2 separate regions of the Mus musculus genome follow, and region 2 is linked to region 1. The links are chromatin contacts, found by Hi-C or POLR2A ChIA-PET in ENCODE. All regions are on one chromosome and are shown on one strand. The core of a region is the stretch at or near the end of the contact, and the rest is flanking DNA. Distances in the headings are between cores, read along the strand shown.

The links. A loop is a pair of places that touch in the nucleus more often than their neighbours do. ChIA-PET counts read pairs that join two places held with the same protein, here RNA polymerase II (POLR2A).
Region 2: a map of heart shows a loop between it and region 1 (2.0-fold over the local background). The contact joins the promoter of 1700028I16Rik here to the promoter of Nfyb in region 1. A Hi-C loop is called at or near these places in 1 of 37 maps with a recorded cell type or tissue (heart). POLR2A ChIA-PET finds 5 or more read pairs at or near these places in 5 of 5 experiments (Patski and embryonic stem cell).

The regions. Positions count from the first base shown.
Region 1 is chr10:82,760,984-82,765,492 of GRCm38, forward strand. It overlaps Nfyb (nuclear transcription factor-Y beta), which reads right to left and starts at 3,158. Exons shown (of 8, transcript NM_010914.2): 1 at 3,021-3,158; 2 at 850-930. The coding sequence starts at 855. It also overlaps a transcript of Hcfc2 not described here.
Region 2 is chr10:82,810,182-82,814,586 of GRCm38, forward strand. It overlaps 1700028I16Rik (RIKEN cDNA 1700028I16 gene), which reads left to right and starts at 1,942. Exons shown (of 3, transcript NR_038042.1): 1 at 1,942-2,178.

The DNA.
Region 1 (4,509 bases), core at 1,908-4,407:
TCATCTGATCTAACTATGCCAACACTGTTTTCCGGTCTCCACCTGGATCTGCCCATCCTGTTCCGTCCCACTGGACCACCTCCTAGCCCTGTCAAGACTAACTCACCAAAAATGCTTCCACAAGATCTCCTGCATCCAATCCAAACCACCTCTTCACAGCTTTACAAGGAGGTTCCCTTTGCAACCTCACAAAATCCTTAGTACTAGAGTACACCTGGAGGACCACCAAATAAACACAGGCCTCTCATTTGAAGAGTGAAGCAACGGTGACTCATAGGAACTGTACCCTGCCTGAGGTCACAGATACCATAGCAGAGCCAGATCCAGAAAACAAAGACCGGCCAGGTGGGAGGTCAGCACAGCATTTTCCTGTGAAATCCCCACCTGGAAAAAGTGCTGATCCCCACCTCCAAGCCTGTGACTCACTGGGGTGTCCAGGCTTTTGCTTTGGGTGACACCCTTGACCTAGCCATATCCCACCGTGTTTAGACCCTGTTCAGGCCAGGAGGATCCCTCCTGGCATTCCTAGGTCAACCACCACACCCCTCCTCTTAGCAGCGTGTGCAGGGAAACTCAGCCTGTTCCACTTGGCACATACCACATTCACTTTCAGTAATACCCTGCCAGTTGAGCAGACAGCCCACAGACAGGCGGGCAAGTTCTTTACCAGACAGACGGTCTCTCTGGCACTGACGGGGCCCACAGGAATCGGAGAGCATGTGCCAGTTGCTGACAAGAGGCAAAGGGACTTAGCACAGGTAGTCTGCCTAAACTTAAGAATCACTACACTGCCTTCTCCAATACATTTCATACAAAATTAACCAAAATGATTAAATAAAACATACTTACTGTCATGAAATACTGTATTGTGTATCAGTGGTATTCTCAAATACCTGTCAAAAAGGTGGTGGATCCTTGTATAATTTTAACCTAAAAGACAAACATACAAACATCTATTAATAGTAAAAGTATATAGACTATAGGCTTTCTTAAAATTAAGGGGGACACAGGTCATCTTACCTGCTATACTTAATCAATGGAGGGTGAAAAGTTAATTCTACAGGGAGGGGGGAAATGGCTTTCTAACCTAGCCCTGAATTTGCTTTACTAGTCAATATTCATCACAATACTCCAAATAAGGGATCAGATTATATGTTATGCAAGAGACTGAAAACTCAACACATCTAAGTTTCATAAAATATTCACACCAAGGATAGAAATGCCCTACTCATAAACTTGAATTTTTAAGGATGGATTTGTTTTTTTAAAGTGTTTCGGAGATGTACACATTTTTAAACTGAAAAAGGAAACAAACATGTCAGACTAAAATGCACTGAAATTATCTTACGTCCTGCTGGAAAAGACACACACAGCCTTGCAAGAGGGCACACCAAACAAACAAACAAGTCCACGGGGCCTTTATCAGTGTGAAGTGAAATTGCATCAAGACAGCGCTTCGGTCTCACTGTAAGCAATTACAGTACTGGGACCTTATTTGTTGGTTCCCCCCCCCCTTTTTTTTTCCGAAAGGAAACAAATAAATGGGAGGAAAGGTGCAAATCAAACATCCTTTCCATGTTCATGACTCGCATCGAAGCATGAAGTGTAGTAGGGAAAAAACAGGGCTGTTGAATTTTAAAAATCAGCCAGCAAAGACTACCTGACATTGCTATAATCTTACAAGTAATCTATATTGCCTTCCCATATATGCCCCTTTTCTAGATCCAGAATGTTCCTGTAGCTTTAAAAGGTGTGTTTGAACACTCAAACACTGAAGGTTGGGTATGTGTATGCATCTTGCTTAGAGTGGGAACCGGGGGAGAGCCTTACCAACCCAAATAGTTGCTAAGTATATACTTAGACTTAATCCATTAAGAATATCTCTCTTCATATGGAAAGCATTTTCTTCAGGGCAGGTTATAATCTGTGTAATAGCTCAAGGGAATGCATACATCTGCTTGGTGTTTGAAGAAATGCAAATCTGTATCCAAGAAAAGCAGATTCCCTTCCTCCAACCTCCTTTCTTTGGCATCGACAACCACAGCTTTGCATCGATAGAATCCTTAAATTAAGCTACAAAGAGCAGTGCAGAGGAGGAATCATTTGCCTTTAAAGGAATTCTGGTTAAACTCTCAGTATCTCATCCATAAAGCTCCTATTTATTAATGCCACTACTACTGACCAGTTGAGCCATCACTTTCTGTTACCGATTAGTTTCCTTACTGAGAGCTGAAGCCACTCGGGTGATTTGTGGCACCATCTACAAAAACTAGGGTCTGTGAAGATTAGCGGGATGCCATTTTTTTTAAAGGTCGTCTGCTACCTAACCTTGTCTACATCAAACAGCCCTCTTCTAGACTTTAGGCATGAAAGGATCTGCGGGTGCTCCGTAAATTCTTTGTTCTCGCAGACCCTCCCGCCCCCCCAGCACGGGTGACTGAAACCTCCGTGCAACCTCCAAGGCTCCCTTCCCACCTTCGGGGCAAGTCCGGGGCGAGCCAGGCGCCAGATGGCTGCATGCTGTAGGCGCGGAGCGGGCCGGGGGCCCGCCAGGCCGCTCGTTCCTCGCAGGGACCCGCCGCCTCGGCTCGCAGGTGCCCGGGCGGCCCCGCGGAGCGCATCCCCCCGCCGCCCGTGCCCAACGCCCGCCGCCGGCGGGATGCGGGAGACAAAGCGGCCGCTCCGGGGCGCAGCGTTCCCCGCCCGCCGGCTCCCCGGACAAAATGGAGCCGGCCCGGGGCTGCCGCCGCGAGAGCCCCGCAGCCGCCCGGCCCAGCCCGACCGCGGCTCGCGGCCCCGCGCACAAAGCGCCCGCCGCCCCGCGCCCGGCCCGGCCCGGCCCGGCCCGAAGCACAGCGGCCTCGCCCGGAGGCCCGGCCCGCCCGAAGACTGCGGACTGCGAGTGCCCCCGACCGCCGCGGCGTTGGCGGCGGGGACGGCGCCGGGAGGAGACGGACATTTCATTCGAGCTAAAGTGGAGTCGGTTTAGGAGCGATCATTGGCCGAAGCGAGACACAAACCTCCAATGCAGCCCTGGTTGGCTCCCGTCTCCAATCGGCTGTTTGGTTGGACAGAAAATGGCTGCGAAGGAACCAGTCCCAGCGCGGAGCTCCACTTCCAGGACTCGGCCTCCCCTCCCTCCGCCGCGGGCCGCTTCCCTCTACGTGACACCCTCCCTCCGCGACGCCCGCGCCCGAGGCCACGCCCCGGTCCGCCCCCGGCCCCGCCCCGGAGCCTCTGAGCAAGGCGCGCGGTCCGTAAAAGCGCGCGGGCGGGCTCTGGATGTTCGCTCTTCAGGGCGTCCGAGAGGCCGGCGTTCTCATCCAGAGCTCCACGCGGAAAGGCTTGCTCTGGCTTCTTTCTCCTTCCAGCTCCTCCTTCCCCACTAACCAGCGTCTCGCCCGCCTGAGTTCAGCCCCGGAGGGGATCTACACCTGAGCTACTTTCCAGAATGCTTTAGGCACCTAATGTTTTCTAGGTATCCCTCCAAGCCACCTCAGGCACACAGCGTTCCCTCTCAAGTCACAGTGAACAAAGATGTTAGTTTTTCATTTTAGCACACCATCCCCTTCCTCCAAGTTTAACAGGTAGGCTGTCCCAGCCGACTTCCACCCTGTACCCTGGTGCTGTGTTCTGGTGTTAGGTCTGCCCTACCAAGTTGGCTTACTACCTAAAGTGCTCATTTCCCAACCAGATAACACTGGGCTGCAAAAACTCATGGCCTCTGTGCATTTAAGGCCTTCCCTGTCGGCCTCACTGAAATCTGGATCAAATGTCCCTTGGCTACCATTCTCCCTTGTGGTGGTGATCCAAAATGTCCTGCATGGCCAGCCACTGCAAAGTACTGCAGGATACCTGCACCCAGATAGATGGAAAATTATTGTCCTAGGACTTAACAAGGATAAGTAAGCAAGACTGAAAGTTCTAGGTCAGCCAGAGATACATTAAGACCCTGTCTTTAGAAATAATAGTATGGCTGGGTCAGGCAGGTGCACGCCTTTAATTCCAAGACAAGGGAGGCAAATCTCAAGGCCAGCCTGGTCTACAGAGTGAGTTCCAGTACACCAAGGCTACACAGAGAAACCCTGTCTGAAGAAACAGAAACTGTAGTAGTAATAATTATAGAAGGCCCTGGTGTTGTGGCTTATGCCTTTTAAACCCATGACTGGGGAGACACAAACAGGAAGATTGGAAATTCCAGACCATCTTGGGCTCCCTAGTGTGTGTGTTCACGTCCAGCCTGGGCTACATAATCGGACTGTATCTCAAAAAAAGAAAAAAAGGTGTTTGGGTGTATATTCCATATAAGTATGTGCATAAAGTATACAGAAAGATTGAAATATGTTATTTATTGATATCCCGCTGTGTCTAGAATAAATAAATATTTCTCAGGTAAATAAGGAAGCAAGAACAAATGAGTCTTTCTCGGTTATTTCAAGAGGAGTTAGGAGCACCACCACCTGAATCTACCAAATTCTAGGACACCCTCCTCTTCCTCTCCCTTCTTCT
Region 2 (4,405 bases), core at 692-3,191, 48 kb after region 1:
GAGTGGATTGGGATGTAGCAGTGAGAGTCTGAAAGGCTGGCACACCCAATGTGAGATGGGAGGCAGAGACTGCAGAATCTCGGGAGCATTGGATGCCGTTATCCTGGTATGTGCAGCAGAAAACAAGAGAGACCCTGCCCCAAATCAAGGAGGATCATGAGGGAGGTGTCTGCAAGCACATGGGAACATGCATGCGAGTGCGGGTGCGTGCGTGCACGCACAGGCACACACACACAAGCAGAGAGAAAGAGAGAGAGAGACAGAGAATCAAAACCAAAAATTAAGTTTCAACATTTTACACAGTGAAATAGGCACCTGCAGTCCAGCAGCATTATCGTGTGGGCCATTCTATTACTGTTACTAAAACCCAGCATTTCCTTCAATACCTAATTACTATAATCTCCCCGGCACTGTGGCAGGCATTTGGACAACATCAAAGACAAAAGCACAAAGGTGATATTTTGGTGAAGTTTATAGTCCCAGATCAAGGCGTGGGCATAGGAGTCAGAGGTCAGAGGGGAGACTAGAATGTTCTTAGTGGTCAACGCAAAAACACGACTGTCATCTCAAAGGGCACGAGACACTATGACTGACTATGACCAGAGACCGCAGCTAGCCTGGAATAACGTGGTCCAGTGCAAAAGCTGCTATGTGAATTTTTGTAGTCTCATGGTTATGATTAGATAATCATAAATCAAGACCTTACTAGATACGTAGGTGGGTTTCAGCAATGCAAGGAAAACTCTTACAGGTTCGAGATGCTATCTGCCCATGTGTTCAGGCACACATGTGTAACCCCACACACACATACATACACACACAGGGGAAGGAAGAATAAAATCAAGAGTAAACATAGCAGTGCATGCCTATCTGTATATATATATATGTATACATATATATATATATGTGTGTGTGTGTGTGTGTGTGTGTGTGTGTGTGTGTGTATGTCATATAGCACACACGGGGCAAAAAACAGAGGCTCCTTAATTTAAGGTCAGCCTGGGCACTACATAAACTCTGTCTCAATAAATAAAACCTTAAAAAAAAAGGCAGCTTATTTTTCAAAAGCAGCATGGCAGGATGGCAAATTACCCCACTACCCATTGCCAGATAAGGCTGTGGGAGCAGAGTGGTCCCAAGTTCTTTAGAACCAAACTAAAGAACTAAAGCAAAACTCGGTTACCAAACAGTTTAGCAAGTTTCCAGGTGAGCCCTGGTTAGACACAAGACCCTACCTCAAAAACCACAAACATATTAGTAAAAAGCATCCAGAGGCACGGCTCAGTATAAAGGTGCTTGCCATCAAACCTCAGGAGATGAGTTTTAGTTTGATCCCCAGGACCCACATGATGGAAGGAGAAAACTGATCCCTGAGTTTTCTGTTTTGTTTTTACAAGACAGGGTTTCTCTCTGTAGACCAGGCTGGCTTGAATTTACAGAGACCCACCTGCCTCTGCCTCCCTCTAGTACTGGGATTAAAGGCCTGGATGTGCCACTACCGGCTGGCTTGAGTTGTCCTCTGACCTCCATATGACCTCGACATTAACCATGACACCTGTGGGCTACCTACACATTTTTAAAAAGTCAAAGAAAACAAACAAGTGTATGAGATCCACGGAAAAGCAAGCTGCTCCCAACCCCCATCCTCTCCCACACCCATCCCCATCCTCGCCCACTCCCATCCTCATCCTCACCCCCCCCACCCCCACCCCACCCTCACTCCCATCTCCATCCCAATACTCTCCTCCTCTCCCTCTTCAGGCTAGCTCTGTTGGCGCGGCCCATCGCTTATCTCTTCCCTGGCCGGCAGGGGGCGCGCGCCCTCCGCTCGCCATCCTCCTCCTCCTCCCGCGCGCGTGGACCGCCCCCCACCCCCCTCGCGTGCCGGGCTGCTCGAGAGCAAGGAGGAGGGGGACCGGAGGCGCGGAGGGCAGGAGCGGCGAGGGTGTGTCAGGTACGGCCGAGCAGCGCCTGTCCACGCTGCCCCGGCAGCGCGCTCCTCCTTGCTCTCGAGCAGCCCGGCACTGCCCTCCCGGAGCTTCCGAGGAGTCGGCTGCTGGGCCGGAGCGGAGAGGGGCACAGGTCGCCAACGGGCCGCCCTGCCTCAGCCGCAGGTTCTCAAGGGCGTTGGTGGCTCCACAAGCTCGCCCGCCCGACCTCTCGCCGCCCCAGACCCGTGTAAGCATCTCCCGCGATGGTTTCAAGTAACCCCCATTTTACAGGTGAAGAAACCGACGCTCCAAGAAGTTAGGAAACTTGCTCACTCAGAAATCTGCCTGCCTCTGCCTCCCGAGTGCTGGGATTAAAGGCGTGCGCCACCACGCCTGGCTGTTTTTTGGGGGTTTAAAAAGATACTTTATAAACAGGTAGAAATATAAGCCAAGTTACTCCCCAAGTTACCCAGGCCAGAGTGGCAGAGCTGGGACCCAAGCCGATGCCATTGGGCTGTAGGTCTCTGGCTGTGATCATTGGTTACACGGCCTCCCCCACATCCTTTATAGGTCCCAAAGGGAAATAAAACACTGAACCCTGGCTTCTGCCGAGATGGTGAGATAGGGGCTCGCCCCACGTGGGATGCATAGCTGATGAGGGAAGGTTGGTAGGGTGTCTGGCGCAGGGTCCTTCCCTGCATTCCAGGTCAGGGAGCCCCAGGGAAGGACAGGAAGGCAGAGGACCTAGAAGAGCGCTTATGATGGGGAAGGGGAGGTCTTCGGAGGGATAGGACAGTACCCGCGTGAAGGGTGGATAGCTCCTGTGGCCATCGCTTCAGTTTCTTCTCACTTATCACGAGGGAGTTGGAGATGTGTTCTAAATCGATTTCTGTGAGGCACCTACTCTTACTAGGTGGTTTTTTTTTTTTGTTTGTTTGTTTGCTTTTTGTTGTTTTTTAAGATTTATTTATTTTATGTATATGAGTACACTGTAGCTGTCTTCAGATACACCAGAAGAGGGCATCAGATCCCATTACAGATGGTTGTAAACCACTATGTAGTTACTGGGAATTGAACACAGAACCTCTGGAAAAGCAGTCAGTGCTCTTAACCACCGAGCCATCTCTCTAGCCCTCTTAACTAGTTTTTGTTTGTTTTTTTGGGGGGGGTATTTATTTATTTTGGTTTTTCGAGACAGGGTTTCTCTGTGTAGCTGTGGCTGTCCTGGAACTCACTCTGTAGACCAGGCTGGCCTCGAACTCAGAAATCTGCCTGCCTCTGCCTCCCGAGTGCCGGGATTAAAGGCGTATGACACCACGCCCGGCTGTTTTTTGGGTTTTTAAAAAAATACTTTATGCCGGGCGTGGTGGAAATATAAGGCAAGTTAACTCCCTGCCCTGGCTTTCATTGGCCTAGATACTACATCAGGCGGTCTCTGTTCCTACCTTGCCAGAATGACGGTGTCTATTGTGCCGTTTTACGGTTTTCATTTTTATTTATGTGTGTGCGCGTGCGTGCCTGCTTGTCTGTGTGCACCGTGTGCTTTCAGCTGCCCAAGGAAATAGGCATCCCATCCCCTGGCACTGGAGTTGCAGATGGTTGTGAGCACCTGGTATGGGTGCTGGGAACCAAACCCACATCTTCAGTAAGAACACTAAGTGTTCTTTGCCTTTGAGCTCTTTCTCTGACTCCTTTTTCTTCTTTCTGGGGACCTGAACTGGGGTTCTCACACCCACAAGGCAGGATCTTAACCAACGAGCTGAAACTTAAATTTGGGCCTGCTTTATGAAGCAGCACTTTGTTCCGGCCATTTTTCTATACTTTACATGCATATGGGCAGGAGACACGCTCCTTGTACGACACTTACAAAGGATGCTAGGATGTACCGATTCCCTGGAATGATGCTGGTGATCTGCTTTATCTAAATGCTGGAGCACACAGTGCTCTCTCATCTTAGTTCCAAGCAGCTGCTTCCCAAGTGAGTGTTCAGAATCTAATGTGAAGCAGCTCACAGTCCGGTTCAGGTTGCTAATGACACAGTGTCGCCAAGCATTTATTATTTTATCAGGCACTGTGGACTCAGAGAAACAGGGCATGACCTCAGTTCTCGAGCATACAGTCGCCTGGAGAAAATGCGGAGTCATGATGTGTCGTCAGGAAAGCAGAGGGGCACCGGAAGCTTGGGGAGGAGGGCAGACGGGGTTGATTTTGGTACTTAGCACTGAGCAGGCGTTTTTTTTGCTATAACACGTAGCATTCTTTCCTAATTAGCTTGTTAAAATTTTTCCTGCTGGAGTTTTGAAGATCAGGAATGTATGCCAGTCATTACTGTAACTCCCACAGGTCTTGCCTCACTGCCTTACAGATGGGCAAAGGCATCCATCTGCTCCACAGAAAGAACTGCATATGTGAGGGACCTTCCAAAAACCGACGCGGTTAACTCCCACCAGCTTCTCCAGTTGGGGCACGGGGCA